Linked DNA regions of Mus musculus: regions 2, 3 and 4 are each linked to region 1. Evidence: chromatin loops called from intact Hi-C (ENCODE). Cell type or tissue: heart. All regions are shown on one strand.

Region 1 (8,000 bases):
GGAGGGTGGAAGGGGGATGCACTTCAGAACAAAGACTGTCGTCTCACACAGATAGAAAGAACCTCCAAGAAGAGCCCCCAAAGCTATGTAGCATCTTCAGAGTATGTGACACTCTGCAGTGATTGGGAGGTAGCCATCCTCTCACAGATCCAGACAGGAGAGATCGGGGCCTTAAGGAAGCTGTAGTAACTGTTTATTTCATCAACAGATTTCTTTACATGTTCCCCTGCACACAAGGACAGCTTCTCACAGCTGCTCTCTGTGTGCACGTGGAGGAACCATCCAGAAACCTGCCAAAGGAGCACTTTTGGGGTAGCACTGCCTAAACGTCCCCCACCACTCAGAGAAATGGACACATTAACTTGACATGGAGATCTAATTAAAGTCTAAGGTAAGCCTGTCCTCTCCACTAAATGTCCAGTCAGGTAGTGATGGTTCCATTTGTGTACTCATCCAGGGCTTTGGGTTTTTTTGTTTTGTGTTTTGTTTTATTATAGCCTGAAAGAAAGCATTAGCACCAAGGAGGGAAAAAAGAAAGGCATACATCATAATTAAACCTAATGGAACACAGAAAATAATGTCTAGTATTTATTGTGCCCTCTCTATGTGCTAGGCACAGTTAATCCTCACCAACATGCCTTAAGGTAGCTACTTCCTTTGTCTTTTCTTTTCGTCTGAGACAGGATTTTACTATGTAGCCCTTGGCTGCCCCTTAACTAGCACCTATCCTGCCTCTGCCTCCCAAGTGCTGTGAGTATTGATTACTTGGGCACCACACCCAACCAGGGCAGCTGCGTGTTAAGTGGCTGAAATACAACTCCTGTCTCTGTTACAACTATGGCATAAATTATATTTTCATAATTATGTAAGTCTACTTCCTTTTAGAGGAACTGAAATCTACTTCGACATAAGAAAATCCCACAATTAGAAAATAATTCTCACACAATTCACTTAAAATACAAAAACCCTTTTGCATTCTAAAAGCCTCAATTAATTTTAGCCCAAAATAGAACACTTGCTTCATCTAAGATGCTCATGCAATATTTTAATCTGGGTGACAGTTTTGTCTCTTTGCAATGAGAAGAAACTTAGCATTTTCACTAATAATGCTAATAATTGTCTTTAACTTCAAATAAAAGCTTATGCAGTTCTGTATCACTTCGTGTAGAAAGCACTCAAAGTTCCCCATCATTACAACGGAACAGTATCACAATAACCCGGAAATCATTTATCGCTGGCACTAGGTGTCTTCAGAAACAATCACGATGGATGGGATAAAGTAGAAGACTAAGTGGACGCCACTCTAGCTAGGGTCAGGCCCTCCAATCCTGCTCCAAAGCAACCAGCAACTCAGTCCCTTCAGAAGCTCTGGGCCTCGATTCCCGATCCACAGGATAACCATCTCTACCTTCTACTCTTCCAGCTCGGAAAGAAATGACTCATCGGCCTCTCATTCTCTTTTTGTGAAAGTTATCACCATTACTTCACAGCCAGTAAACTGTTTTGCTGTAGGCCCACAATAGGAGACAGCCAGCCCACTCCCAACTGAAGAGGAAGGGAAAGCCCACCACTGCTGGCTCGCCAGAGATGATTCTCAAGGTGAATCATGCAGAAGCCATTATAATGTCAAAAGGTGTTATGTTTCAATATTTTAAGCTGCTGTTTTGTATGCCAGTACATTCTCCCTAAGGACAAACGGTAAAATTCAAGGACAATAAGAAGAAAAATATATAATTAACCACTACTTTTTCAAGAACTGGGAAGAACCATTAAAAATATTAGCACTTTTTTGCAGAAATGTTTTAATTAGCCAGCAAAGTAGCCTTCAGATTTTTTTTCCCCCTAAATGTTAAGGACTCCCTAATCAAGTGAGTTTTCATTTTGTAAGCCATAGGAAACTCAACAAATGTATGAAATTAGTAATACAGGTGTGAGTTTAACAGGAGACTACAGACTAGCTGTGCAATTCTCAGCTTACTCTTTCTAGTCCACAGACATGAAAAAGGTAACATCCCTGCAGGACAATCACAAAGGTGAACTCCAGACAACAGTCACCGCTTCCTGCTGTGTCTTCCTTCCGTTGCTAGGCCGATTTCAAAAAGGGACTATGAATCCGAGAGACTATTAAGATTAAAGTACGCATTTGACTAAATTCCCAACTGTTAGAACACTCGAGCTCATTTTAGCAGAGCCTTCTAACACCAGCATCTTTTTCATTTCATTCCTTAAAGAGAAACCATTTTTAAACTTCTATAGAACATGCAGTTCAATTTTACACGGCCCTGTAAAGAAACAGTTAAAAGCAAGCATGACTTAATCGTCTTCTAGGATAAATGTCAGTAAATCGTAATAGGACAGTCTAGCCTAGTGTTAACTTTGAAAGGAGCAGGCCTCCGGTGTAGATGAGAAGCTGCTGTAAGAATGTCAAGGTGTAGTTGGAAGAATGTCCAGGAGAACTGGTAACTGCCCAACCCCATCAAATATATACATACAATTTAAAATAAGGAATCACTGACGAAGTCCAGCAGCCAGCCACCTTTTGCTTGGAACACCAAAATAAAAAAATGCCAAAAGCTCGTGGCTGACCCCCATAGCCTTCAAAGTTGAGAACCAAACCAAGGGTATTCACGTTGTTCCTCAGCATCCTTCTGTCAATGCAACTCCCTCTCCACAAACTCACTCCGCTTCAGCTACTCGAATGCCCAAGTCCCAGCACCAAAGAACCATTTATTAAAAGCTCAAGGACTTGGAGCGGGGTCTTCCTTGCGGCCGCCTCCGCATCCTGTAATAACCACCCCAGGTTAAACCCCCCAGAGATGCTCCAGTCTTTTCCCGCATCCACGCTCCCCGGTCCTTCCTTCACGTCCCGGTAGACCTTTTATCGTCGCCCTTGAGGACCCTCAGGTCGGAGCTATGGAGCTCTTAGGTGACCTGCCTGGACCCCCTCTACCCTTGGCAGTGGGCACCGACGACCTCCCCCACCCAGTCTCGACCCACCACGACCCCGATGACGAATGCCCTCCTATCGGCCCCAGACGACCCCTTCTTCCCCTTAGGTGTCCCGACTCCCACCGAAAAGCAATTCCTCCGAGACGTACCGAGAGCCTACTGCGAGTAAGCTCCCACTACGCGCGGCGGCACCGTGCGCAGGGGCTCAACGCCCCGGCTTGTCTTCCTCTTCCCGGCGGATCCATCCCGGCCCGAGGGCCGTGCCGCCTGCGCCGAGGTGCGGAGGCGCCCACCGGAGGAGGACTGCGCCGGGGGAAAACGGGGACCCGGGCAAGGAGAGGCGGCCGCTTGAGGGCAGGCGCCGGGCGACCGCGGGGGACACTCAGCGGCCGGGACACGCGCGGCGGCCTCATCCAGGGCACCTGCGGCCAGGCAAGGATGGGCCGGGGCAGCGCAGTCAGCGACAGGGCGAGCGCGACCGCCCGCGCGTCCCGTCCTCCGCTCCTGCCGGGCCGGCGGCGCAGCCTCGCTTCCTCCGGACGGAGCCCGGGGACCCCAGCTCGGCCGGATGCCCCCGCCAGCCCCCACCCCTTCCCGGCCGCCTCCCCCTCGTCACCCTCTCCCCTCCCCCCGCCCCCCCAGCCCCCCACCGGAATGGAAAATACCTCCCGGGGTGGGGGGCGGGCTGGGCCACGCCTCTCTGAAGGGCAGCCTACCGTGACCAATGGCAGGCGGGGCTCCAGGTGGGCGGGACTCCCGGCGGCCAATCCAGAGGCGGGTAGGTGAAGGCCGGAGGAGGGAGGCTGGGAGCTAAAGAGGGGAGGCCGGCGAGTTAAGGAGGTCCGGCCGCGCTGGTGCGTGCTGTGCGCGGCTGCCATTTTGGAGTCGGGCAGCTGAGACAAGCGGCCGGGTTCGGCCGAAGAGGGAGGAGCCAGTCAGGTGGGAGAGAGGCTGACACGTGGGCGGGGTGGGCGGGGCCAAGCGGGCTCGGACTGGAGGGGAGGGGGAGAGGCCCGGGAGGCTAGGAGGCTGGAGAGGGTCACGTGGCCGTGGAACGGGCTAGGGGTGGGCGCTCGGGTGGAAGGTCAACCCGAGGTGCGGGTGGGGAGTAGCTTTGTTCCTTTGGGCTCCGTTAGGGAGACCAAGGGGAAAATGCTGAATGGAGGTTGCGAGTGCCGGGTAGGAAAAAAATGTGAATGAGTCTCCCTAGCTCCCTTCAGCATGGAGCCATCCGAGTCACTGAATTCCAATATTCAACGGGAAACCGGGCACCTCATTGAATTCAACTCTTCCTATCCAGGCTCTCAGCTGCCACGAAGATGAGTCATACACGAGGGGAGGGGTGTTGTCGCTTCCTCTCTTTGCTTGCATTTTATGTGGATCGCCCCGGCCGTGGAAATGACAGCAAGGACAGAGAAGTGAATGGGGGGTTGTGATACCCGCGAGACTCCTCAGCTGCCCCTTTAGAACCGTGGTTACCACCGCTTCTTGGCCTTTTGGCTAAGATCAAGTGTAGAACCGTGGTTACCACTCGTAAGCTAACTGGCCACTTCTTAGACATACTACTTTCCGGTGCTCAGACAAAAAGACTTGTTTACTTCATGATTCAAATACAGTAGTCTGTTCCCCCTGCGTATCTCCCCAAAGTGGTCCTTCTATCAGCGGCATACACATAGGGTCACACACACCTTAGTCCGGTTTGTTTGAAACAGTCTCACTGTATAGCCTAGCATGATTTGGAACGCAATATGTAGCCCAAGCTGTCTTCTAGGTAATGGTGCTCCTACTTCAACCTGCTGAATATTGAGATTTTTGACCACCTTTAGTCTTTAATGCTTTGCAGTGGGACCGGCAGACTACCTTTTTCTTGAAGGCTTTTCTTAGACTCTTTTCAGCCCCACCCTACCTTTCTTAACATTGTACACCCTCAGATTGCTTTCTCAGTTATTTTTCAACTGTCTGTTCTCTTTGACTCCTTGAGAGTAGCAGGTTCTGGCCCTCAGCCCTCTTATTTGGAAGGCACACAGTGCACAGGAGATGATCTAGCCATTCAGATAGAATCACGGATGGACGTCCGGCGTCCGGTCAGTGAGGGCCAGATCTGCATTCCTAAGCAGCTTTTAGCCGCTCTACTTGTCTATTGGAGTAAGTTCCACATTGGAACCCATACTTTCCGAACTTCCCCAAGCCTTCTCCTCCTCTGTTCCTTGTATTGTTTTACAGTACCACATTAGCTTTCTCTCCAGAGCTCTTGGAACCAGAGAACAAGCCTCTCTCCACTTTCTTACTGCTCCAGCATCTCCCTATCTGCTATAATTTGGACCTGGGATGTTCTTCACAGGCCTATGAATTACTCTTGGTCCTTGGCATGAAGGTGGTGTACCCTTTAAAAGACAGAGAGGCTAGTGGGAAGCTTTAGGTCATGGAGGGGGGTTATAGTGAGTTGTGAGACCCTCATCCTTTTGCTTCACTTCCTGTGCAGGATGCGAGCAGTTTTGTTCTACAGGCTCTGCCCTCTTCTAGTGAGCTTTAGCTGTTAGCCTGACACACCTCAGCATTATCTGAAAGGAAGCTCACATGGAGGACTACCTTGATCAGCTTGGCTCTTGGATGTGTCTGTCAGCATTTTCTTGGTTGCTCATTGTTGTAGGAGGGCCCAGCCCTTCTTGGCCTTGCATCCCCTGGGCAGTGAACTTGTCAGTCTTTCTATGAGAAAGGCAGCTAGCCTTCCTACGCTCATCATTGCAGTGCTGTAAACCTGACCGACACACTTCTCATGGTGTCACACTGACCACTGATCGTATGAGCTAAGCGCCGTCTCTCCATTTTGCCACCTTCGCTTCCTCCCTTGTGCCATTTAATCATTAGGCCAATATTTATTCAGCATTTTAGTATTAGCTCAAGATGTAATGGTCAACAAAACTGACAAGGTTGCTGATGGGGCAACACAAACCATATGCGAGTAAATTAATAACTCGGTAAGCCAGGAGTGACATGCGTTCCAAAAACCAAAACAGGAGAAGCTAGCAGGACCTCTGAGTTGTTCCTGGGCTTCTCACTGCAGGTGCCCTGCCTGCCTCTTGCTTCTCCTCAGAGGGGACTGCCCAGGTTCTCACCTGCTCTTGGGTTGTTCTCCTTCATCTGCTCAGGGTGTGTCCTGTTTCTATCTCTGATGCCTAAGTGAGAATCCTCCACATAGATGGTAAGCTGTTCTTGCCTCGGATCAGGATCACGGGGGACACTGAAGAGTTTGTTTGTTAGCTACTCTGTAGCCCTAAAACTCATGCTGGTCTTCCTGTCTCATCCTCTTGAGTGCAGAGATTACAGCTATGAGCCACCATGTCCAGCAGGGGTAATGCTATCCATCTCTGTGCCTGTACAGTGCCTCGGCTCAGAATAGATGCTCACCGTGAGTGTTCATTGAATCGTGAGTGCCCTGATGCTCGAGTCAGGCTACCACAAGAGCAGCCCTAGCCCAACGCAGAAGGCAAGGCTCACACGCTGAGTGTGGTAGTGGGGATGTTTAGAGGTAGAAGACAGGATGATGAATGAATGGATTCACCTGGCTTGGTGCCTTCTAGACCTAGAATTCCATGATGTTGTACTCCACGCATGACAGCATTTGCTTCATGTGTACTCCTTACTCGGCAGTGCCAAGCACACGTGGTCAATTTAGAAGTACCCTTTGTTTCACATGGCAAGCCTCAAACCCGAAGAACTGTGGGTGCATTGCCAGGACAGGCCCTGCAGGAGGTCTCAGTGGCCACTTCACTTTGTGTTTCCAAGCCCTTGGGTATTGCACCCCAACAGGGAACAAGCTGTTGCCAGTTCCATCATAGTCTTTGTAATTAAATCCAAGTCTGGCAGAGGGCAGTGCATAATTATGAAGTATTATTATGGTTTTTATCATTATTAGGCACCCAGCTGCCCAGCCCAGGAAACCACAGTAGTAAAACACTGAGAACCGAGCTCCTCTCCCAGCTGGCATGAATAAATACCAGGTGTATTGGCACAGAGCTTTGCAGCTCCACACTCAACGAGATGAGACCTTCTGTCCCCTCCTCTTGGGGAGATCCAATTTTGAATGAATGGAGAAAGGAAATACAAACACAGACCTTTGCCATCACCCCTGAATCAAATTCATTTTTCTACATCTCCCGAGAACAGTTTCTTCTCATCTGCATATTTATTGCATAAATCTTTTCCAACTTTATCCTTGACCTGTACACTTCCTGAACATTATTCTCCAAATCTCCTGAGAGCGTGTGGGATTTGTGAGGGCTTGCGAGGGGTACAAAGAAGGGATGCCCAGAAAGCACAGCCGTGTGTGCAGTGAGCTCCTCCTCCTCCTCCTCCATGTGTGCAGTGAGCTCCTCCCCCATGTGTGCAGTGAGCTCCTCCCCCATGTGTGCTGTGAGCTCCTCCTCCCCCATGTGTGCAGCGAGCAACTCCTCCTCCTTGTGTGCTGTGAGCTCCTCCCCCATGTGTGCAGCGAGCTCCTCCCCCATTTGTGCAGTGAGCTTCTCCTCCTCCTCCATGTGTGCAGTGAGCTCCTCCCCCATGTATGCAGCAAGCTCCTCCCCCATGTGTGCAGTGAGCTCCTCCTCCTCCTCCATGTGTACAGTGAGCTCCTCCCCCATGTGTGCAGTGAGCTCCTCCCCCATGTGTGCAGTGAGCTCCTCCCCCATGTGTGCAGTGAGCTCCTCCCCCATGTGTACAGTGAGCTCCTCCCCTATATGTGCTGTGAGCTCCTCCTCCTCCGTGTGTGCAGTGAGCTCCTCCCCCATGTGTGCTGTGAGCTCCTCCTCCTCCATGTGTGCAGTGAGCTCCTCCCCCATGTATGCAGCGAGCTCCTCCCCTATATGTGCTGAGCTCCTCCTCCTCCATGTGTGCAGTGAGCTCCTCCCCAATGTGTTCTGTGAGCTCCTCCCCCATGTGTGCATCGAGCTCCTCCCCCATGTGTGCAGCGAGCTCCTTCCCCATATGTGCAGTGAGCTCCTCCTCAGTGCTGTGCTTGGTATTTGCACTCACGGTAGCTGACTCCATCTGCA
Region 2 (8,000 bases), 96 kb before region 1:
CAAATATTCTTTCCTGTTCTGACTCAAGATCTTCACTCCAATCTGCCTCCTGAAACACTTTCTTGGACTATCATTGACAATGAATTCCTTTAAATCATCTAAGAAAACATGTGTAATCCACTGGAAATTTCAAGGCAATGAGTCATCACTCTTCTTGTCCCCCTCAAATTCCCATCTCTTATGTAAGGCTGAGTCACTTTTCAAGAGGTCCATGTGCCGCAGAAAAGAATCAGAAAGCTCTCAAGATGTGTGTGTGTGTGTGTGTGTGTGTGTGTGGAGGGGGGGTAGAGGCAGGGATGATGTCTGCAGCTTTGAGGGACCAGCAGCAGCACAGGATCTTCAAGGCCACAATCTCTCTGCTGCTGCTGCTGTGTCACTTTCTACACAGGGGAACATCTGACGGAGTTTGTAAGAGTGAACTGCTGTCTTGCTGCCAGGCTTGAGAGCACTGTCACTGGAGCCTGGGGAGGCCAGGCTGGATAGAGGGTGCCCCTGCTCCAATCCCACGTGCACTCCAGGGGACGGTTGAGAGCTTTGCCTTTGTTCTCTGCAGGGTTCAGAGGTCGATAAGACAGGTCCCGGGGTCATTCAGGGGAGCAGAATGAGGGAGCCCACTATTTGGAGGATGAGGTGGCTCACTGAGAGCTGACCATAAAATTGTCACACAGAAATCAAGCAGACAAAGGGGGAAGTCATCCCCAAAGGGAAGAGAATGAGCCCGAGGCCAGCGTGACTTACATATCTAAAGAAGTCCCTGTGACGTGTCTGGCTACAGGAGCAGTACAGGAAAAGAGATGGTCCCTAGTCATATGACCCATCCATTTTACTGGGTGGGGACAAAGATGCTGGCTGAGTCCTCCTGAAATCAACCTGTTTTGGTTGGGGAGGTGGGTGCCTTAGATTGTCGAGTGCCTTTAGTGGACATTGTCTTTTTTTCTGAGCCCAGGTACTTAGGACCAGCTTCCCGAGAACAGCGACTCCTGGGAAAAGGTAAGGGGAAGTACTCAGCGTTTTGTTTGTTTGTTTGTTTGTTTGTTTGTTTTTGTTTTTGTTTTTTAACTGAATGAGTGTAATTCTGTCCTTAGGTTTAACACAGCAGTCCCATGACCTTGTCTTATCTGAATATACTGCCCCCACCTCCCCAGTACAAGAGACGACATCCATCCGAAGCCAAGAATTCTGAGATCAGGAAGCTACCAACCTCTACCCTCTTGGGTCGGTCTGTGGGCCTCCAAAGGGGTGTCCCCAAGAAGGTGTCAGAACCCTTGCCTCATGTTTTTCTAACTTCATGGCCTTCCATTGAGATGGTCAATAACACCATGTGCACACGAAACACTTCACATGTGAGCGAGCTGCTGTAAGCGTCAAATGTGGGAGTTTTTAAAAAAGACTTAGGAAAAAATAAATAAAAACAGTACAATAATGATTTTCTATGCATCCAAGATTGCATGTTGAAACGATCATTTCTAGACATACTGGGTTAGATTAAACTATGGCTTTAAAATTAATTTCAACTGTGTCTTTTTACCTCTAGCCCCACCCCAAGGCCCACAAACAGAGACTGTCTTTCTTGCAAGAAGCCATGTTAATGCAGAGATACCCACAGGAAGGAGCCCACTTGAAAGGAGAGGTAAAGACTGGAGAGATTGGCAGCCACAAGCCAAGGAATAGCGTGGATTGTCCCTACTCTCAGAAGCTAGATGAGGATTTGAGGAGTAGGGAGGCTGCTCTGAAGCATTCAGAGGGAGAAACATGGCTAGACCCACATCTTGATTTCTGACATTCAGTCTCAATATGAGATGATTCTGTTTTGTTTTATTTGTTTGTTTTTTGAGACAGGGTCTGTGTGTAGTCTTGGCTGTCCTGGAACTTGCTTTGTAGACCAGGCTAGCCTGGAACTCATAGAGATCTGCCTGCCTCTACCTCCTAAGAGCGGGGATGAAAGGCGCGCACCATCACCACCTGGCCTAATTCTATTGTTTTAATCTACCCAGTTTGTGGTACTTCATTTTAGAAGCTGAAGGAAACTCTTGTACTCAGTATAAAAAAATACCACATTAGTGATTTCTATGAATTGCTGAACAATAATTCAGGATGTATTGAATATATTGAATTGAGTTAGCAAGGTTTAGGACACAAGTAAATTGTGATCACAACTCATATGGCTTATGTTATGTTTCTGTTGGGCAATGCTACTCAAGGGGGAACAATAATGTGAGATCTTGGGCTCTTCAGTTGGCAGAGGGGACTGGAAAGCCAGAAGAAGTCAAGAAATTAGCTTCCTTTCCACACAGGATAGGAATCTGAGGCTAGCCCCCCATCATCACAGCATCCCTCGATGGTCTTATCCAGGGAAGGCTGGCTACGGTGCAGGTGTAGAGCAGCCACAGTAGATACACCAGCCTCTCCTGAACTGGCTCTAACTAGAGCCTGGCATTCTGATTTCCAGAGCACTGGTTCTAGACTCAGCTGCGGCAAGGTTCTAGACTCTAGCATGCTCTGCCGGCTGTCAGCCTTGTGCCAATGGTGTCTTGGGGCGGGTCACACAAACAGCTCATCAGTGTGAGAATGCCGTGTGAGGGTGCAGCGATTGCTCAAGCCTCAGTACACACACAGCCCCCGCTTTCCGCTTGTAGGTGTGACAAGCATCCCACGGAGACATTGCCTATGAGTCCTTAGCTTACAGACTCCCAGGAGCCAGGACCTCTCACCTGGAGAAATGAGTTTACATCAAAGCGGGGTCTGGTGGCCATGTGTCCTGATGTCCACCCTCTCCTCTGACTGCTGCCTGGGAATCAGAGGGCCTGGCTACAGGCTGGGCTATGAAACCTCCCCAGTTCCCAGAGAGACAATAGAAAGACTCGTACTTCTGTCACATAGGCCCTGATTTCCACTCTTCGGAGCCACTGCCTGGATGTGTTTGTCGCAGGTGCCCGGGCCATGCTGTGATCTGTCTACCCATTGCAGGAACAGCTCTTATAATAAATCCCATGTCCTAACAATCCATCTAAGCCTCTCTCGAACCCACAGCCCAGACCTTTCCATTGTCTCCAGACTTGGTGGATGGAGTGAAACGTGGGGAAGAGAGAAGCCACCTGGCGCTTCGAGACGCCTGGTTGTCCTCTCTGCTTCTGAGATTCTGTCCCTGGGGAGTTGGTCCTGGCTAGGGTTTCAGCTCACTGCAGGGGTTAGATAGACAGCAGAACACTTTCTGCAGGTAGTTACTGAGTGCCGAGAGGCTGCACACAGTAGAGCGGCCGCTTCATGAGCCCTGGTGAAGGTGTTAGCTCTGGCTGTCTTCCTCTCTGTGGCCTTGGTGTGGACACTGACTTTCCAGAACAGTGAGCTGGTGGCTGGGGGAGTGAGTGAGGCTCTAGCTCCTGAACCGGTGTGTAAAGCAAGGTGAGGAGTCCCCACATATGTGGCTGCATGTGCCCATGTGCCAATCAGCTTGGATGGCTGCCTACAGGGCTGACTTTTCTCCCTGGGCCCAGCTTTGGTTCCCAGGCCTCCTTAGCCTTCTCCCCTTGTCTGTTCCTTATCTCTGGCTCTAGTGTCTAAAGAAAGAAAGAAAGAAAAAAGAGTTATATTGAACAGTCAGGGCTGTTCAGAGCCCGGAGTGCAATAAGTGTACAGCAGGGGATGGTGCCACTCCCACCCTCTGGGTCTGACGTCACAGCCTGCAGCTGGGCAGAGCCAGAGGGGTTCTTGGAGACCAGCCATGTCTACCACAGGTGTTCCCTGGCCTCCCACTCAGCCACCTTAGCCTCAGCTTGGGGAATTGAGACTAGTTGTTTGGATAGGTGGGGGTGGTGACAGAGAGGGACAAGCTTTTCTCGCTGCCCCTCCCCCAGCACCCCTCCCCCAGCGTTTACTTTAAATAGGAAACAGAAGGACAGGGTTTCACTTGGTCAGAAGGAGACCCAATGGCTGCTTTGGAAGACCCTACCCAGTACACAGTAGAATCAGCACTCCTGGGTGTTCTGGGGTGACCTTCCCCCAAATTCCAGAGGGGCCCAAATCACTGGCACTTTAGGTATCTTGGCTATATCCCTTTCCACCCTGGCAGTGGGGAAGTGGCTGGGCCTGGGTGGGAAGTGTCTCGGGATAGTCCAGGGCTGTTGGCAGCTTAGCCAGGCTGAGTGGTCATGGGCCAGCCTGCCCCTGTGGGCTCAGGTGTGCACCTAGGAGGGACCCAGCTTGAGACAGACATTTTCTTTCTGTCTTTCCAGCCCCAAGTTTTTTTATTATTAGATCTAGAAAAACTTTTTTTCCCTTTTTTCTTAAGTTCTTTGAAAAATCAAGATTGGCTTAAACACAAAATAATCATTCCTTTTTGAAGGTAGGGAAAAAAAACAGGAGAGAGAGAGAGAGAGAGAGGCAGAGAGAGAGAGAGAGAGAGAGAGAGAGAGAGAGAGATGACCTTTTGAGAATAATGCTTCATTTCCAAGCCAGCCTCCACCCCCACAGTTCCCAGCTCCTCTTGCTTAGGAGAAGGCTCTGCTTGGCGGTGACATGCAAGATTAAAACTGAGATAACAGCCCTGTGTTTCAAAGGCATTTCCCCAAGGGCCTGACTGCTCACAAGGCCTCTGGGGAGACCTAGGCCAACCTCCTGGCTCCGGCAGCTGGCCGCAAAACCAAGGCTGCTAGGCCTGTCCCGGAAGCCTGTGAGTCCCGAAGTTGGAGATCACCCTGTGGCTTAGAGGCCTGGCTGCAGGCCCTAGGCCTGCCTCGGCCAGGCTAGAAGCTATGTAAATAAGCACATTTGTCTCAAACAAACCTTGTTTTCTGAGGAATTGTATTCTCCTCAGGGGTATTAGCAATCAAAAGTCATTGCCCCTATGGGGTGTATGTGTGTGTGTGTGTGTGTGTGTGTGTGTCTGTGTGTATGTGTATGTATGTGTGTGTGTATATGTGTGTGTGTATGTGTATGTATGTGTGTGTATGTGTTTGTGTATATGTGTGTGTGTATGTATATGTGTGTGTATCTGTATGTATATGTGTATGTCTATGTGTATGTGTGTGTGCGCATGTGTGCGTGTGTGTGTGTGTATGTATGTTTATGTGTGTGTATATGTGTGTGTATGTGTGTGTGTATATGTGTATGTGTGTGTGTATGTGTGTGTGTATATGTGTATGTGTGTGTGTATGTGTGTGTGTATATGTGTATGTGTGTGTATGTGTGTGTATGTGTGTATGTATGTGTGTGTATGTGTGTATATGTATCTGTGTGTGTGTAAGTGTATGTGTGTATGTGTGTGTATGTGTGTGTATGTGTGTACATGTGTACGTGTGTGTATGTGTGTATATGTATCTGTGTGTGTGTAAGTGTATGTGTGTGTACATGTGTATGTGTGTGTGTACATGTGTATGTGTGTATATGTATCTGTGTGTGTGTGTGTGTGTGTGTGTGTGTGTGAAGTGTATGTGTGTGTGTGTGTATGTATGGGGGCACAGCTCCCTCTTTCCCTTGCTAATTAATTGGTGGCTGCTGTCATCTATTTGGTTCTTAGCCATCACAGGACGTTAGCGGTTTTATCTGAATGTTAACTCTTTGACCCCCAAGGCACAGGGCAGTGGCTTTCCTAATAAGCATTTGACTATATAAGGCCCCAAAGGGTAGTTTGCACAGATGCTACTGAAGGTACCACCAGTCGGGGATGTATCAATTGGCAGAGGTGTGTTAGGTATAGCTCAGGTCTGGGAGAAAAGAGGGAGTCTCATTCTAGACAAAGGACAGGCTGGGGAAACAGTCTGGAAGCCTCAGGACAGGAGATCGGGATATCAAAGGGCGCCAGAGTGAATGTGGAGCCAGCCCTACCAAGGCCATGCATCAAGGTGTGGGGCAGAGGGAGCCAGACATCTCATCAGACACTGGATCACCGTGGCAGGAGAAGAGCAAGCAGGCTCCAGGCTGTTTCACCAAGCTGAAAAGTGTTAGGAGAGCAACTGTGTATCAGTTCCTGCCCACCTCTCCCGCTCGGTGGCCGGCTGGCTCCAGGCCTGTTCCTTAGTTTCTACCTCTGTGGCAGAAGACAGGGAATGCTGAAGCACAGGGCAAGAGGACACCCACAGGGACTGTGCAAACAACACAGGCAGGACTCACTTCAGAAGGAGGGGCTGTTGAGGGACCACCAGCCAAGTCTCACCAGCTGAGTCCTGTCTTGGGCCACAGAGGCAGGTTTACTGCCAAAACCCAGCCTATTCCCAGTTGGCCAGGCTGCTCTGCCTCCTGGGGAGATCTAGAAAGTTCTTGGCAGATTGAGGCTGCCTTGGGAGATAGTGGCTGGCCCTTTCCCTCTTGCTTGTGTTTGGGATTAACATGTAGCCCTTGAACCCTTTTCATTTTTCTACTGAGATGGAAACTTGGCCAGGAGCCAAGCCTGAATATGCTTGCAGAGTGGCTGGGCTCAGGCCCAGCGCATGGTAATTGTGGTCATATGTGAGATGCTGGCTCAGTGGGCACTAGAGCTGAGAGATGGGGCCACCAGGCAGAGAGAAACTGAGGAGAGGCGAGTCATGTGGCCGTGGGCTCCTACCCTTGCCTTTCTGGTCCTTGGTTTCCCTGTTAAATTGTGGGATTGGCTTGTAGGACCTGGCTGATCTGAAAGTCTAGATGGCTTGAGACACAGACCACTTAGTTCCTTTGGAGCCCTTTTGGACTTAGCTCTGGTGTGACCTTCCACGTACACAGGACAGATGAGGTGGGAGGCTCCAGGACTGTGCCTCTGCTCTGCCTCATCGGTCTGAATATGTCCTCACAGGACACAGAAGGCCAGGGATTCTGAGCCACCACATAGGTACAGAACGCTTAATGGCATCCACTGTCCTAGGAAGAGGAGTTCCAGGTGGAAGAGGTCAGCAGAATGGGGGTGGAAATGTTTCAAGAAACATCTAAGCAGGAGTGTGTCCAAGACAAGCTCCACCAGCTGCCTTGTGGTGAGGGCAAAGCTGACTCCAGTTCTCCATCAGCCCTGGGCTGGGGCTGCCTCCCCTGTTTGACCTTATCCACACTTTAGGTTTGAATGAAAAAATAATAAAAAGGAAAGGACATGACTGGTCTGAGATATGGTAAAGGAGAAAGTTTATTGTAGATATGTGGAAGACAAAGTCAGAGGCAGTGACATCTAGGAGTGTCGAAAGAATGTGACCTGACTGGGCTAGGCAAAGTGAGGAGAGGGGAGAACAGGGGTGTGAAAGGGGAGAGGGGGGAGAGGGAAAGAGAGGGGAGAGGGGAGGGGCAGTTGCTGACTAAGAGGGGCAGCCTGGGCCAAAAGACTAGCCAAGAAAGTAGATGAAGAAAGACCAGGTAACCACAACGGTTAGATTTTCTACAGAAGGGCAGCTGGGAAAAGGGCAGCTCAGTGCCTGAACTGGAGAAGTTTAGGGTAGGGGGCAGAGTGTGCCAGCCAGGTGTGCCTGCTGTACCAGGGTCTGAGAGATGCTGAGAGAACCTGGAAGCCAGGTCTGCTTTGATATATTAAACGGGCCCCCTCAGCCATTTGTCCGTTTGTCCCAGGTGTGAGACCTAACAGGGTTGCCATTACCTCACCATGCTGGGGAAGACCCTCCAGTCAGCATTTCCTCTTGCCTCTGCTGTCCACGTCTCTTTCACTGCCCCCACCCCCTGCCCCCAGCAGCTTTCCCCTTCTCCTCTTGCTAGTTGTTATTCTTTGTAAAGTGCTACAACTCTCGGTGGGCCCTGCCAAGATGTCCCTCTGAGCAATCACACCATGCAACAGGCCTAGTATAAATAAGATTTACTGGGAAAGGATAGAGACAGAGATAGAGAGTTGGGGTAGCAAGCATCGCTCTTCTTAGATGCCTGGCTTGCACCTGGAGGCAGATGATGATGTAAGCTGTTGCTAGGTGGTTGTTGGGTGGAGCCTATTGGAATTGTCCAGTAAGCCAACACTCAACTCTTCAGAGACCTAGCAGAGAAGGGATGGCTTGGGAGGCAGGCCAACTTGCCTCTTTCAGTCCCAGGCGTCTATGATG
Region 3 (8,000 bases), 68 kb before region 1:
CTTCCCACCCCCAGCCTCTCAAAGCCCCCACCCCCACAGTGAGCTAGGTAGAGAGAGTTGCAGCCAGGGCTGCTGGGGTAGACCCTATACCCTGCATATGTCCTTGGGAATCTCAAGATCAGGTGGGTGGGGCTGTGTTCCTGGCAGGACAAACAGTCCTGGTTCTAAAGGCCCCAGAGGCCAGGACAGAGTTTTAAATAGTCAGCAACAGGCCGACGGTGTTGTCAGCGTTGACTGAATCAGGTTTAATTGTTGGTTGGTGCTGAAATGATGAATGGGAGGAGGCTTTAAATAGGAACCCTAAGTGTTTCAGCCTCTCCCTGGGTGGGAACTCACTCCAAGTGCGTGTGTCTCCTATTCAAAGAGTCCCCTGGAGGCAGAGGCTGTGGGCGGCACCGGGCCCAGTTCCTCCTGCTTCCTAGGGGTGGGCTAGGAGTTCCTGGACAGAGATCCAAGAAGGGCCTGCTGGGGGCTGGAGAAGGAGAGCTTGCTGATTTAGTAATCCCTAGATCAACCCATCTAGCCATCTGTCATTTTTCTCACTGAGCCTGCCCCGTCACAGTCCCCACGGTGGCGCACCTGCTGCCTCCCGGCTTCACTCTGTACCCTGTTCATCTGAGGAGGTGTCTGCAGAGAAAGCAGGTTTACAACTGGAGTCCAAACTCAAATGTCTTGGCTCTGTTCCCAAGCTAGCTTCCCTAGGCTCTCAATGTCTTTGTTGGATAACCTGAGGAATGGCCCAGTGAAGCCCAGGAGAGGCGTGGAGATGGTCAGCTGAGCATCTGCGCTGTTGCTGTCAAAAGGAGCTCGGGCTGCAAAGGGTTCTCAAGCCCCTCCCCCACCTCACAGCCTGCTGGGGTTGTTGGGGATCAGGGGGAGAGGATCTAGAAGGAAAGACAGTTTCCAAGAACAGGCAGAGACCCCCCAAGCAGATGGCAGGTTCTGCATATTGCTTGCTAAAAGTCCCCTGCACTTGAGGCTGAGTCGAGGGCCACCTTCCCACAGATTCCTCGCTTCACTCCTAGCTGCGGTCCCTGCAGGTACTAGTGGTCTGTACACTCACGCCTTGGCTCTCTTTGAGAATGTGTGAATGTGTGCTGCCTCTCTGCCCTCGGTATCTCTTGAGTTTCACCACTGATGCTCATGTTAGGGGTTCGAATCTCTCTTCTCAGGTTGAGGGTTTGAAGCTGACCCTGGGTGCATGTGACTGTATGTGACTGTATAATGACAAAGGTTTTTCTTTTCCTTTTTTTTTTCTAATGTTGGGTGCCTTCAGAGATTGTTCTGGTTGAATCTGCTAAGATAAAAACAGACAGTAAATTGACAGGAGAAAAGGCACAGGTGTCAAAACTTTGTAATACATCAAACAGGCCAGGTGGAGGCTGCAGAGGGGGCTCTTCAGTTAAGAGGACTTGCTGTTCTTACAGAGAACTGAATTTAGATCCCAGCACTCAGAAGGTCACTCACACCATCTGTAACTTCAGGTCCAGAGGATCCAATGCTCTTTTCTGGAATGCCATACACAGCATGCAAATGGGCAAAATACCCACACACATAAAATACAAATAAATCATTTTTAAAATTTTTTTTATTTTAAAAAAAGTGGGGGGCAGGTGGCTAAAGTTTAAACGTCATGCTGGATTACAGAGAAGTCTCAACTAGGGGCTTGGGATTCTAGGGAACGGGGAGAAGAGAAGTGCTTCAGGGCGAGCAAAGATTCTAGAATAGAAGGTTACTTGAAGCAGGTCTCTGTGGGCAAGCTGTCTGATCTCTGGTCCCCTTTTCTTTTGAGTTCAGTGAGGGACTAGAGAGGAAACCATGAAAACTGCAACTCCCCTGAAGAAAATCTCCCTCACAGACAATGCCCCAGAGAGCTTCTTTCCCTCCAGGATGGGGGGGGGGGAAGGGGGGGGCAGGGGGGAGTGGGGGGGGGGGAGAAAGGAGACACAGAAGCAGAGGCTGAAGAGGCCCCAGTCCTTTAGTTCAAAGTCCTTGGTGCACCAAAGCTTCATGCTCTGGAGTATTTTCTGAGCCCCAACATTATCTTTAGTTAAGGTTTTTTGTTTATTTATTTGTTTGTTTGTCCCCCCCCCACCCCCATTAAAAGGCTCACAGGAGCCCAGGTACAAGAGAGTAGGCTTCTGAAGAGAAAAGCAGACAGTCTTGCCAACCGTAGTGGAAGGGTGGGAAGATGAGGAGCCAGGATGCTGCTTAGCTAACCAGGGTAGCTGTGCTGTGCCGTGGCGTACAGAGCCCTCTCAGCCTGTCATCACCTGCTCCCCCAAACTCAGGAACACCCACTTCTGATGAAGGAAGAAATGGAAGGAACTGTAGTCTGTAATGCCCACCCAGGAAAGGAGAAACCAGGGCTTGGTGAGGCTCGTGAGGCTATGGCAGACACCACTGGCTGGCCGATTGCATGTAGGCCGTGGGTGAAGGGTTCCAGACATGCTCTTTCCAGATCCTTAACCACCCAGCACGGAGGACGACGTAATCCTTCCCCTTTGATGGTGGTCCCAAAGCACTGAGAAATGTGCCCACACATCCCGCAGCTAGGAAGTGAGAGGCAAGGCTGGGCTCCCACACTCCACTGGTCTTAGTCTTGGAAAAGTAGTCACGGCCAAGTGCAGAGATAGGGAATTTTTCCTCTCTGCCTGAAGTTAGGTTTAGGTCTCATGTGATTCATGGGTAGAAATGACAAGGGGACAAAGATTAGCTCACCCCACCCTCAGAAGCTTTGCACACGAGCTTTCCTCAGAGAACGGAGAGGCACTCAGACAAAGGATGAACTTGTAGCCCAAGTACTGAGGAAGGAAGTCCTAGAACTGGGGACAGACAGAGGCTCAACTCAAAGCACATCCTGGTTCCACCACTGACCTACCCACTCTGTGAGAGGCACTGACTGTTTACTCTCTCTGGGTCATCGTTTCCATGTTTGTAAAAATGGCAAAACCAGGCTGTGGGTGAGGGAGCTGTGGGGGACTTTGAGCTATGTAGTAGGGTGCAAACGTACTTCTGCTGTGGCCCCCGATGTGGGCAGACCCTGGATCCCAGCCACTGGGGCATGGACCAGGGGACACTGGTCACTCCTTGTAGCTCAGTGTGACTTTATTCCCCACATTGACTACAGACATTTAGTGTCGGAAACCAAATACACAGGTGGGCATGTGCCAGGGCTGGGGAGGAAACGGGCTGAGAGCTTTCTGTCGGGTTGCCTGCAGATCATGGCCTCTGTTGGAATTCTTTTTGGAGGTGAGCCCTGGGGTAGGAAGGACAAACCTTAGGATCTGTCTGACGGCAAGCTCTTCTTTCAGTTCCTTCTCAGGGCTCCACACACGGCCCTGACAGCGCCATGTATGCGTCTGGGAGAGAAACGGGAACCGACAGTGGCCAGGCCACATTCCCTACCCCTCTTCCCACAGAGGCGTCCAGAGCAGAGGAGTCGGCCCTCTCTCCAGTGCCAAAATAAACTTGCATTGTTTCCAGCTGCACAAGAGGTCTCAAATGAATTGGTGTTTGCCAAACCCTAAAAGGAAGGAGGGCTGAGGGAGGGGAGGGGGTGCCGGGATCGAGGGAGCACCCCCTTGCTGCCCTTCCAACCCCAGATTTCTCCTGGCTTTCAGAATCCTCCATATAAGCAAACCCTAAAGCGAATCCTGAGGCACACCAGGAACACCCAGGCCTGAAGGAGACAAGGAAGGACCCATCACTCCCTTCTGCTGAGTGACAGCTACCTTCTCAGTCCTTAGTTCCACAGGCATGAGTGGGCTTAGGAGTATATATTCAGTAACTTGGGTTCAGAAGGTGAATCTGCCAATCATTTGCTGTGTGGCCTGGCCAGACAGCTCACCTCTCAGAGTACTTGTTTCCTATAGGTAAAATGGGATCATGACTGCAGTATGTAGAACGGCTGTCCTGAGGGCCAAGTCAGTTGATGCACTGAAGGGCTTAGAGTAGTGGAGTCAACATGCGTTATTTATTATGTAGCTGGTAGTAACTATAATATTGTTTTAAGCTTCTGAACAATATTGAGTGATAGTTATTGTTAAATAAAAAAATACTACAGCCAAGCTTTGAAGAGTGGGGGGCAAGAGAGGTAGAGGTACCATTTTAAGGCGCAGGTTCTGAGCCCCATCCCTACAGTAGCTCATTTGAGATGGGGGCGGGGGTTCTCACAGGGCTTCCCAGTTCAGATGCCAAAAGGCCGGAAGACCTGGAAATGGGAGCGGGCCAAAGCCACAGGCCATGCAGAGCCACAGGCCACAGATATTTCCCTAGACTCTATAGGCTGAGGATTAAAGCCACAGGCATGCATATCTCCCTAGAGTTTACAGGCTCATCTGTGATCTAGCTGGACCTGGCTGACCACTGAAGTCTTAGCCTCCTATTGGCAGCTCCAGGCTCCTTAGCTTCAGATCATTCATCTAGACTAAATGCCTGCAGCTTGGGCCCCACTCTGAGAGAGCTTCATCTACACAGTTGGACCCCAAGCCCTGCACAGCTGGCCTCGCTTTTCCACACAGATGACTTAGTGAAGCTGAGTCAGAGAGGGCCAGGCCTTGACTCCTGGCTCAGGCACTAACTTGATGGGTGACTGAGGCTGCTCTTCTGAGCCTCAGCTTTCTTGTGTGTGACACTGAGCCCTAGCATCCAAGGGACTTATTTAAGACAACTCACCGCGGCATGTGCTTGAAGGCATCAGCCCCTCTCCGTCTTCTCATCTCCAGATAGGTGCTCCCTCCCTGCTTGCCCACGTGGTCTTGACCACAGGACCACGCATCCTGGCCAGGATCCCGGCTTTCATTCTGATATGAATTTTCTGCATGTCATCCCTAATGAAAGACGAATAACTCATGTGTTTGTTTCATTAAATGCTGCCCCCACAAAAGTGTGGGCTTGTGCGAGCTCCAGAGACTGTCAACTGGAAGATAACTCAGAATTCCTCATAAATCACACAATTTCATTTTGCTGCCAAGACTGTCAACTTTCTTTGCCTTGAATAAAGGAGGAGGTGTTGCTGGGCCAGGGTGGGGTCAGACCTGCTGGCTAGTCTGGGTTCTGTTAGCTAACCCTGGACAGGAGCAGACTTCCTCGAGTCTCCAAGCTCATGGGTCCACTGCTAAAACTGTGTGGCGTTCATGTGTTGGGGTCTGCAGGATTCCTTTCCTTTTCCAGTTCTAAGACTCTGGAACTTGGTCTTTCCTTCACCTGAACCTCCCTCTTCCCCATCCCAGCCTCCCCATCATAGTCCTCTTCCCTCCTGTCCTCCCACAGGCACTCTCTCTCCTGTCAATCAGGTCAAATCAGCCCAGACTGTGAAGAAAGAAAAAAAAAAATCTCTGCATTCCTGGCGGACGACAATCTTCCAATGCCCCTTATTGCAAAACCATCCCTTCTCTGGGGTGGAAAGAAGGGCAGCCAAAAATCTGTGTTTCTGTCTTGGGGTTCAGGAAGGAGCAAGGGAAGCTTTGTTTGTGGAGCTGAGGAGAGATAAATTTAGAAGTCAGAAGATGGTCTCTTCCTGGGCTATGGCTTTAGAAAGAGTTCCCAGGGCAGCCCAGGAGCATCTGGGCCAGCAGTGGAACACAGGGCTCTGTGGGCAGTGGGAGAATTGGCAGTGGCTGCAGAGCAGAGAGGAGGATCTCTGGGGAAACTTCTGGGAGGTAACCAAAACTAGTTCAAGCTAGTTTCTAGGGGGAGGGAGGGACTGGGAAGCTAAAATGTCTTGATTCTTTACTACCAGGTCATCTGACTAAGAGCGAGAGATAGAATAGATCAGGAAGGCTGCTGAGAACAGGACTGAAAAGCAGAGAGGTGAAGAAGAGAAAGTGGGACAAAGATGGGGACAGAGGGACAGGGATGGGGAGAGAGGGACAAGGATGGAGGGACAGAGGGACAAGGAAAGAACGTAAAAGAAAGAGGAAAGGAGGAAGATGGGTAGCAATGAAGGAGATGGGGAAGGAGCAGAAAGGACAGAGGGTGGAAGCAGATGATCTAGTTGCCATCTTAGGGTCATCCTCCCTGGCGGTGTGCGGGGCATGCATGTCATGCACCAGCCTAGGGCTGCAGTGATCTCTCAGCATCCACGCTTCTGGGCCATTGCTGATGTATGGGTTCCCAAGAAAATTAGGTTCATCACACTGCTCAGAAAACAAATGGAAAATCCGAATCCTGGACCTTTCAAAGATGTGGCAGTTTCCATGTGGCTGGTAGACCCCTGTAACATGATTAGATATGGACATGATAGAACTTAAAAATGCTGAATGCATTACATTTCCCATGAAATCATTCAAAATGCTATACATAATCTCTGGGATGCACTGAACCTATATAAAACGTGGAGAAGCTAACCTCTTTACAATAACAGTAGAACGCAGGGAGGTGTACTATATTCATGGATGCATACTACATGGAATATTCACACAAAAAAACATTGTCTAGTGTCTGCTCTTAAAATCTAATCATTTTATACACATGCAGGATAAGTTTGGGTACATACTGTCTTAGGGTTTCCATTGCTATGAGGAGACACTGTGACCAAGGCTACTCTGATAAAGACAAACATTTAATTGGGGCTGACTTATAGTTTCAGAGCTTTAGTCCATTATCATCATAGTACTGAGCATGGCAGCATCCAGGAATGTCCACACGGACAAGGAGCTGAGAGTTCTGTATCATAATTGGAAGGCAACCAGGAGAAGAATGTCTCCCATGTGGCTAGGAAGAGGGTCTTAAAGTCCACCCCCACGATGACACATTTCCTCCAACAAGGCCATACCTCCTAATAGTGCCACTTCCTGGGTCAAGCATATTCAAACCACTATACATACTTTTGCTGCAAATATAAATGATTACTTAAAATTTTTTCTTTTTCTCAGTACTCATTGATAATATGTATATTGATCATATATCAATGGAAACTTTTTTTGCATGTCACTTTTATACCCAGCAATCTTGTTAAACTCGGGCTAATCATATTTGTACATACTTAGATTTTTCTATCCACAGAATGTATCTAAATATATATTTAAAGTTTACTTTCCCAACCCTTAAAATGTATTTTCTTTCTTTATTGAGGTGGGCTGGGTGAGAGTAATTACCTTTGTCTTGTTCCCCATCACAAAGGCAGGGAACTGACAAGATGACCCCAGGAGTCCTTCCCAAGGCAAAGCTCTTGTATTTTCTTCATGATCACCTTTCTGTTTAAGGCAGCTGCTCTTAGCTACATAGATTTTCCTAGTCTAGGATAAGAATGGTAGTTTATATCTAGTCTTTTGATAGTTGCATTTCTGTGCCTAAATGTAGGAGAATGTGAGGTCTGACTGATTGATTATTTTGTAACATTTTATACTGGTTGAGTCATTTCCTTCCCAAACTCTCAAATCATTTCTGGTTCACATTTTGGACCATGACTAATCTTCCTAAGAACTGAAATAACAGGGAGATTGGCTCTGCCCTCTCCTTTTTAATACAATGCTCTTTGAACTCCCTAAGGGTCGGAGAGACCAACAGTAGCTTTGCTTCTATATCTAAACCTGCCTGAAAGACGTCGTGCCCACTGGGCTATTCTGTTTTTGCAAGGCTGTCCAAGTTATGTTTAGGTTTCAGAACACCAGCTATGGCACCACTAGGCTCGCCAGCACTTGCCTTCCTTCAGCAGAGAATGCCCAATGCTTTTCTTGGTTGCTGATGTGACAAACAGCTATTGGAAGAATGTATGTTGAGTGTTGAAGACAGTGTTTGTATTGTATAGTGTTCCTCATATAAGGACATGGACTATATTTATTCTGTAATTTGAAATCAGCATAAGTGGATGCTCCTGCTGAACCTGTCTGTGTGGGGTCACATTTCCTAGGATATCCTACGATGGTTATTAGATAGGCTCCCACAGCCTATAAATATTGTTCTTCTGGGTTTTGTTCATGAAAGCAATGCTTGCTTCTCTGATGGAAAGCAAGCTATTGTCAAGGGAAGAAAGGAATCCCATCTAACATGTAAAG
Region 4 (8,000 bases), 140 kb after region 1:
AACTCGTCCATAGCAGAACACAGTAATTTCTTGTAATATCATTTGCACGCCTACTATACACAAAGAACTGTTCGTGCCAACTGTTTTTGCAAAGGTTAATGAATTTAAGACAGCCTACATCCCTGCAGTGGAGATCCTAATTATCCACATTTTACTATTACAGAGAAAGTAAATAAATTCAGTTAGAATTGCATGCCTAGTATAGGTAGAGATATGACCCCAAGGTGTTTTAGTCCCAAAGTCCGCAGATGTCCCTCTTTTTCTATCTGGCCTAAAATCCCTGACATCTGAGTGTATGTATGTATGTATGTATGTATGTATGTATGTATGTATGTATATTTGTTTACCATTATTACTATCATCATAAAAGGAATCTGGAAAATATTTATAGAGAGATAGAGTCTTAGCAATCAGCACAGAAACATACATAAGACACATGAGCAATCATGTGATCCAGACGCTTACATACACTCCTACCAGCAGCAGTGATCCCATAACTTCAATGTTTTCTTTTGCACGCCCCCAGATGGCTACTTAGCATGATATGACAGCCCTACCATTTTGTCTGATAATGGCTACCTTTTCGTACTACAGATGAAAGTATCAATAACGTTAGCCCAAAATCCTAAGTGTTCATCTGTGGTACTTAACATCGTGTGATGTGTGACCCCCTGATCACACCCTCCCCATCCACACCCAGACAACTGCCACCAAGAGGATGGCTGTAAAACTTCAGGCATACAAACAATCTGACCGACCCCGGGGCACCTCGGTACTTCCCAGGACCCCACTGGAGTGGCACGGGGTCCTTTATCTCGGCAGCAAGCTTTTGTAAGCTGTGTGAGCTTAGATGTACATACACGTGCATGTGGTTGCCCCGGTCTCTGCTATGCAGAAGGCAAATATTAAGTGGGCTTGCTGAGTAAAGTACATGTTTAAAACACGACCATTGCAACAACAAGATGAGGTAGATTAAGAAATTAAAAATTGGGAACTTTCTTCTCCAAAAACTGTTTCAACTATTGTCAACTCCCTGTCTATCAACAGCACCGCTCGGAAGTCGGAGGTACTTGACTGCTGTCCACTCCTTGCCCTCCAAAATGGATGAAAGGGGTGTTGGTGGGGTTAAAGAATAACCAAAACAGGCCCTAGAAGTTGAGAATCACACACACACACACACACACACACACACACACACACAGCACTGGCCTGAGCCACTTCAGTGAAAGGGGTGTCCTCCCCTTTGCACTGCTGGCAGGTCTCCATTCTCAGATGTCCCTCTAACTCAGTGCTCCTCAACCTTCCTATTCTGTTCCCCGTTAACACAGCTCCTCCTGTTGCTGTGACCCCCAACCATAAAGTTATTTTGTTGCTATTTCATAACTGTGATTTTGCTACTGTTATGACTCTTAATGTAAACATTTGATGCTTAGGATAGCTGATAGTGATCCCTTCCCGACAGGCTGAGAACCACTGCTCTAACAGTTGAGAAATCGGGGCCAAATCAAGCCTCTCCCACCTCCCCAAAAACCCACAAAATATTTCTAGACATGAGTATAGAATCTGAGAGCGTACGATGCTAAAAGGCAGATCTAATCAAACACATATTTAGCATATCGTATCTGGTGGTATTTCTCTCCCCCTGGGCCCCACCCCACCCCACCTCCATCTTCAGCCCCCTGTTCACAACTAAAGCGCAAAGACTGGAGTCACTGTTCACCGTTCAATGGCTCGCGCATCCTCAGGGCTCTCAAGCCTGCATAAGACACAGCAACTTCCAAAGACTTCAGAGCACACTGCAGAGCTGAATTCTGCGAAACCATCACCTTAGTCAGCCCCAGAAGAAAGAAAGTGGGTCTGGCAAGACAGTGGAGCTAGGTTAGGGAGACAGAACCCCCAAGAAAACCCCTTAACCCTACAGGAGAACAGTCTGACCCTTCAGTTTGCCAGCACTAGCCAGAGACTGCAGAAAGACGCGTTCCTTTCCTTTCTGCACATAATCTCTCCAAAGAAAACACAAAGTCACCTGGCCCTCCAGGGGGAAGAAAGCTTCCTCCAAGACTCCAGCTGAACTCTTAACCCTGCCGCCCCAACCCCAGGGAGTGGCTGACGGTTGTTGTTTCTTTTCTTTTTCCCTGTGCTCCTCTGGTAACACCACAAATTACGTTTTCAGGGACTGGAGTCCCAGAGTGCAATGATGTTGTAATAAACACAACCAGGACCAAACGCCTTCCCAGCCTCTTAGATGATGCCATTTCCCACCAATCAGGCTCCTCGGGCAGGCAGACCACTCACCAATGAGGGCCCAGACAGAGGCTGCGAGGGGGAGACCTGGTCATCAGCAACTAAAAATAAGAACGCTTTACCATTGGCTGCTGCCACTTTGCAACAGGAGTTGGGACCCACTCACCAGGCAACACACGTAAAGACCCATACAGTCAAAAACTTTTCACATCGCGGGGTTCACGCTGGTCTGCGTTTTCTTTTGGGTTTGTTTCCTTAATTTGCTGACTTAAGAAAAAAAAAACCAACCTGATCTTGAGGCAGCCCCCCCCCCCAAAACACACCCTCCCACCTAGACACCTCAGTTTCCAAAGGCCCTCCACAGCCACACAGAATTGGCGAGAGATGGGGGTAAGGGAACCGGCCAGAAGCCAAAACACTCACCTGTCCAGCTGTGTCATAGAGTCCCAAGAGGTACTGCTTGCCCCCCACGGTGACGCTGACTGCAAGGACAGAAGTGGGGGGTGGGGAGAGAAGCTCACAGTGATCTGAGATCTAGCACTTTGGCTCCCCACAGTAACCTCCTTTCCCAAATACTGGGAAGCATGTGGGTGCTCCCCAGGAGACAACATTCCCCTTTTATCCGAGTCCACTTCACTGCCAAGTTGCATGAGATATAGGTGTAATGTGGCCCCTGCCATCCACTCCCCCCCCCCCCCAAACCCTGTAGCCACGTCTACTAGTGTTCCCAGATGTTTCCCCTACAGGGGTTTCGGGCAGTAAGGGAAGAGGCAGCTGGAAGGTCAAGAAGGGCGCTCAGGGGACTGAAAAGTGTGGGAGACGGGGCGAAGGGGGAGATAGGAATGGGGTGGGAGTTGCTGCGAGGGGTGGGGTGACCAGAGGCACAGCTTGGGGGGGGGGGTGAAGCCGCCAGGCAGAGGGCACGGCGGGGGAGGGGAGCACGCTCAGGGGAGGCAAGCCAGGGGGCTCAGCCAAAGTTGCTCCAAAGTTCCCAGCCGGGGATCAGCCCCTTAGTCAGCAGGGCAGAGGCGTACCTGCGTAGTGGTCGAAGACAGTGGGCACGTACTCCTCGGGGAAGGCGTCGTTGGCATAGCTCATGAGCAGGCACGTCTTGCCCACCGCCCCGTCGCCGACCACCACGCACTTCAGCATCAGCGCGCCGGGCCCGTGAGCCATGCTGCGGCCGGCCGGCCTCGGGGCATGGTCCCCCCGGAGCCCCCGCCCTGGCCCCGGGCTCAGCCCCAGCCCGCTTGGGGGGTCCGCCGTCGCCGCCGCTCGGCGCAGCAGGGCCGCCCTCCCGGCCCCATGCAGCGGTTCCCCTGACCGGAGGAGAAGGTGCGGCGGGCCCGGGGCGCAGCCGCCGCCGCTTCGATCTCTGCCCCGCTCCCCGCCCTGGCCCGGCTCGCCGCGCCCGCCTGCTGGCCCCGCCGCTCGGCGCCCGAACCCGCTCCCCGGCCCGGCCTCCCCAGGAGGATCCGCCGGATCATAAGACCGTCCGGCCCCAGGGGAGTCGGCAACTTTGGGGAGGGCGGCGGAGGGGAGGGGCCAGGCGGCTCTGCCCGCCCCGCGCCGCTCCGGCCCCCGCCCTCCTGGGCCGGTGAAGGGGGGTGGGGGAGGGCGGTCCGGGCGGCTCCGGAGTGCGGCGCGCCCCGCGCCCGCGCCCGCCGTGCGCTCCTGCCGCTCACCCAAGCTTGACTCCCTGGGAGTCGGGCGCGGAGGCCGAGGAGGAGGCGCCCTGTATCCGGGAGGATGGGGGCTGGGGGAGGGGCTCTTGGGCAGCCGCTAGGAAGGAGCCCAGGGCTCCTCGCGAAAGTGCGGCCAAAGCCCGGAAGCGTCCGCAGGCCCCGGTGCCCGGAGGAGACGTGAAGGCCTTTCGGGGAATCACGACGACTTCCACGGTGACGCAATTCTGCAACATTATACAGATGTGTATATTTAAATTCTGCCTGGAAGGCAGGAGCCATCTCGTCGGCCTGCAAGTGCTCCACGCAACTAGAAATCAGGAACAGCGGCCAAGAGGGTTATAAATATAATTAATAACAATAATTAGAAAGGTGTGCGGAGGCTGGGAGGGTGGTGGGTCTCGGAACTGGAAAACTGAGACTTCTGGCTTATTGCTTGCTCCTCAGCATCACTACCCCACGCTTTTCGCAGCACGAGCTTGAGTCATTTTCTATGAAATCGGTGACTAAGAGATGCAGCATATTGCACCCCCAACCAGCCACAAAGGGGCGAGCCCTTGTCAGGAGACCACAGATGTTATTTGTGCTCCCCCTGGAGGCGACATCGTCCGAGGCTTCCTTTCGCTTCCAAGCGTCTCTCCAAAAGTATTCAATTGTGATCCCTGAGGTATGATGTAGCCTCGCGCTCTGAGACTTGGCCAGTGATTCAGGACCAACCCTGCGCCTCTGTCTGGCAAGTCCGGAAACACTTGTCTGGCCAGGGCCAGTTAGTTGTGTGGCCGAGTGCTGCTTTAAATGTACGGTCTTGGTTCGAAGGCTCACTCTGCGCTGACTGACCCCACACCGCAGCCTACCCCCAAGCTTGCTGACAGGGAAGTCCTTTCCTCTCACCAATTCATAGTGGTAGAAAATGCTGTGTTGAGAGGTGCGTGGGTCACTCATACCCTTGCCCCCGGGATTTAGGTGGGGGAAACTGGGACCAGTGAAGTGGTTACCAAAAGGTTCCCTGTCACTCCCGGTGTTCAAGGGCCACCTGGGGAGATGCCTACTGTGATGCCCTCATTTCACTTCCACGAACCCTGGACGCCAGTTTTCAAGTCATAATCCTGATTTCAATTCGACCAGGAAGATTTCAAATAGTATTTAACGTTCCTTGTGAACGTAGGGGAACATCTCTCCATACCCTGTCCATTGCATTCGAGTGGAGGTACTTGCATTGACTACACTAATAAATCTGAAAGTTACTTCATACATTCTGAAAGGTTAGGAAAGGCACCACACTATCTTGAAGTCAGGTCTTGACACTTTCCCGTGAAGGAGAAGAGAGCAAGGTTTGCTGCTTGCATCACCATTAGCTCTGGCTGTGTTTGCGAAGACTAGTATTCTGAAAGGAGGAAATGTGGAAAGGTTAAAGAGCTGTAGGAGCCAGCTCTGCCGGAAAGCTGAACTTGGTCCAAGCACCACAAGTTAGTAGCATGGCTGGCTGCCTTTCTCTAGGCCTGTTTTCTGCTTTAAAAAAAAAAAAAAATGTGAGCTCATCTTACAGGGACCCCGGGTCCTGGATGGCTTGTGAGAAGCTCTGAGACTCTCAGAGTACACTCCGAGTTGGGGACTGATGTGGGATGAATCATGTGGTGGTGACTTCATTGGCGACAGTGACCTCATTCCCTTGGCCCACAGTGATGCCAGACAGACTGCCAAGAATATTAGAGCTCTGGGGACAGTCACACCTGGTGGATGTGGGGGCGGGGCGGGCCCACTCTAGAACACTGCCTTGACAGTCCATGCACTCTTCAACTGGAATAGTTAGACCTCTGCAAGACCCTCAGTTTCCCATGGGCAAAAAAGAGAATGCCCAAGTGGTAAAACAGAACAAAACCAAAAACAGTTCTCAAATGTCAAGGACTCGGGCACAGGAAACAACTTTGTTTCTGGGCATCCCAGAGGCCTCTGCTCTTTTCCTTTTGTTTGAACTGTGAACACTGAAACAGACACAGGTCTGTGTGAGAACAGTGAGCCCGTCTAGGCCGCCTTCTCTTTTTCCTCTACTCCTTCCTTCCTCCTCCTCATTCAATATTCCACTTAACAAGCATGAATTGAGGTCGACTAGAAGCCAGGCTTTCTTCCTGGGCAGGGGACATCGAGCTGGCAAGTCACAGTCACTAGAGGGGGAGCGGGAAGGAGCTGATGGGAAAACAGATAGTTGCTACATAATGTAATCAGTACTGTGGGAGGGAATAAAGAACAGACTTCTGGAGGAGCCGGGGAGGCAGCAGCGCATAGCTGTGGGTGTGCTGTGGAAGGATTTGCAAAGTTACGGTATGATTGGCCTGGGGCTCTGAGGTCATAGGAAGAGGCCTGGGGAAAGCAGACAGTGCATGCTGGCCGAGGAAGGGCAGCGCAGAACTTCTCGGGCATTCGGATCATCTGAAGTGGACAGGTTATTTGTCAAACCTTATCCCGCTGGGCTGCGTACATTCAGAGAACGTATCTCCATCTCGATAGCAAGAGACAAAGGCATCATGTAGGTGAGCAGAGGTCCTAAAAGCAAGGGCATGGTGAACAAGGGAGTGATTGGCCGCGTGCTGCTGTGTGCGGTACCTGTGTGTCACTCAGTACTTGGTGGTCAGCGATGGAGATAATCTTACTTTATTTCTGAAATGACTCTGCAAGATAAGACTCGTGGACTCGTAGACAGCTATTAGTCCATCTGCCTAGGTCAGCACCATTTGCCTCACGTCTGCCATCAGGCGCTTTGACTGGAGGCTTTCCTCTTACACATCCTGCCTGAGTCCCCACCCCCCTTTTAAGTTTGTGACCCTCCTGTCCCTGAGTCCTTACTGGCTCCTTCAGATGGGCAGATTGAACTATTTCAGCTCTCCTTTTTGCCGAATGAGTTGAAGTTAGTTTTTAGCCTCTGATAACCAAAGGAATTCTGACTCTTATCGTGTTCGCATGATAGCCAAGGTAAGAAACACACAAAGACAGTCAGAACCTTGCTCAGTCTCCCAGCTGAGTAGCAGGGCTAGGGTTTGAAAGGTGCGCTTCCAAGCTCATGCTACTTGCTGTGTGTTCCATGACAAAACAGCAAAGATAGCAGATAAGGAAAATGACAGATCTCGGCCTGTCACTTGAGGCCACTCAGGGCCTAGGGTATGGGTTTGGAGACTAGAGCTAAGGTCAGGCAGAGTTGGGGAGAGAGTGTGTAAGAGCAAGCAATGGATTGCCATGAGCATGAAGAAGAGAGTGAGGCTCAAGAATGGTCACATGACAGTATCCATGGAGTTTGGTAACAGCCTGAGGAGGGTTTACATCTTCTGTTTGCCACTCTGACCAGCAGGTTTTCCTTGACTAATTAAACTAAAGCCTTAGACTTCATCTGATAATTTAAATTCACTTCATCCTTAAGCCAGTCAGGGTAGCCAGTGAAATGCTGGGTGGCTTTTACCTAACACTGGGGCTATACTCCATTCATAAAACCATCATCGTGAGAAGGGGTTGGGACCCTTTGGATGTCTTCAGCCTTTACTTCCGAGGCCCAGCCTTCATTCTGACTAGATTCTGTAATTCTGACGTGATAGACAGCAGTTAAGAAGGAGAATCTCTGCCGGAGAGGCATCCATCACATCTTGGTTGCTGCTCAGCCGAGTCCCTAGGTCTTCCGAAGGTGCAGTGGAAATGACAGCTTCAATGGGAGATGTGTGTGTCAGGTCCAGTGTGGAGGTAGACAAGATGGAGCCCAGGCTCACTCCAAACCTCTGTGGTGTCTCCCTTCCCTCCCTGAAGCTCATTCTGAGAAGTGATCAATAAGGAAGTAAAACGATTGTCTCCTTCCACACTGTCCCTGTCTTCAGATGGAGCCACATAAGCACGGAGGTGTCTCCTGCCACCCGCACTCTACTGACAAGTCACAGCCTCTGGCCACGTATCAGACCTGTGCTTCCCCTTCCTACACACTCTTGCCTTCCCGTCTGCATCCCTTTTTCTGGTAACATACATTGTACCGAATTTTGAGCTGAGGTACTAATGGCTTAAACATGGTGTCGAGTTCTTAAAAGTCGTTGGACCTTAATG

The links. Peaks named below come from ENCODE experiments on the same cell type or tissue, not always from the same donor. Only the 100,000 strongest peaks of a DNase experiment are listed, where the experiment ranks them.
Region 2: a loop joins it to region 1, with 3 times the contacts of the local background. A loop is called at or near these places in 2 of 42 quality-filtered maps.
Region 3: a loop joins it to region 1, with 3 times the contacts of the local background. A loop is called at or near these places in 6 of 42 quality-filtered maps.
Region 4: it touches region 1 in a loop (2.2-fold over the local background); 9 of 42 quality-filtered maps call a loop at or near these places.

What each region holds. Positions count from the first base shown.
Region 1 is chr17:87,103,146-87,111,145 of GRCm38, reverse strand. Socs5 (suppressor of cytokine signaling 5) reads right to left here and starts at 3,467. Exons shown (of 3, transcript NM_019654.2): 1 at 3,099-3,467. It overlaps Gm30510 (a long non-coding RNA gene), which reads left to right and starts at 3,799. Exons shown (of 2, transcript XR_877091.1): 1 at 3,799-3,888. In heart, a CTCF peak has its summit at 3,318; DNase peaks (open chromatin) are centred at 3,835, 4,275 and 5,035; H3K4me3 peaks cover 2,802 bases; H3K27ac peaks cover 2,424 bases.
Region 2 is chr17:87,199,274-87,207,273 of GRCm38, reverse strand. It overlaps Gm41647 (a long non-coding RNA gene), which reads left to right and starts at 297. Exons shown (of 3, transcript XR_877092.1): 1 at 297-408; 2 at 947-990; 3 at 1,086-1,253. In heart, a CTCF peak has its summit at 4,641; DNase peaks (open chromatin) are centred at 323, 3,823, 4,603 and 6,243; H3K27ac peaks cover 4,109 bases.
Region 3 is chr17:87,171,627-87,179,626 of GRCm38, reverse strand. No RefSeq gene overlaps it. Among named protein-coding and RNA genes, the nearest start is that of C330024C12Rik, 19 kb to the left of the region's middle. In heart, no CTCF peak of the experiment used is centred here; DNase peaks (open chromatin) are centred at 276, 3,466, 4,616, 5,516 and 2 weaker places; H3K4me3 peaks cover 309 bases; H3K27ac peaks cover 2,005 bases.
Region 4 is chr17:86,959,026-86,967,025 of GRCm38, reverse strand. Rhoq (ras homolog family member Q) reads right to left here and starts at 3,915. Exons shown (of 5, transcript NM_145491.2): 1 at 3,279-3,915; 2 at 2,668-2,726. The coding sequence starts at 3,420. LOC115488765 reads right to left here. Exons shown (of 3, transcript XM_030250169.1): 3 at 3,480-4,153. The coding sequence ends at 3,480. In heart, a CTCF peak has its summit at 4,524 (motif pointing left); DNase peaks (open chromatin) are centred at 2,295, 3,865, 4,565, 5,585 and 3 weaker places; H3K4me3 peaks cover 3,487 bases; H3K27ac peaks cover 4,343 bases.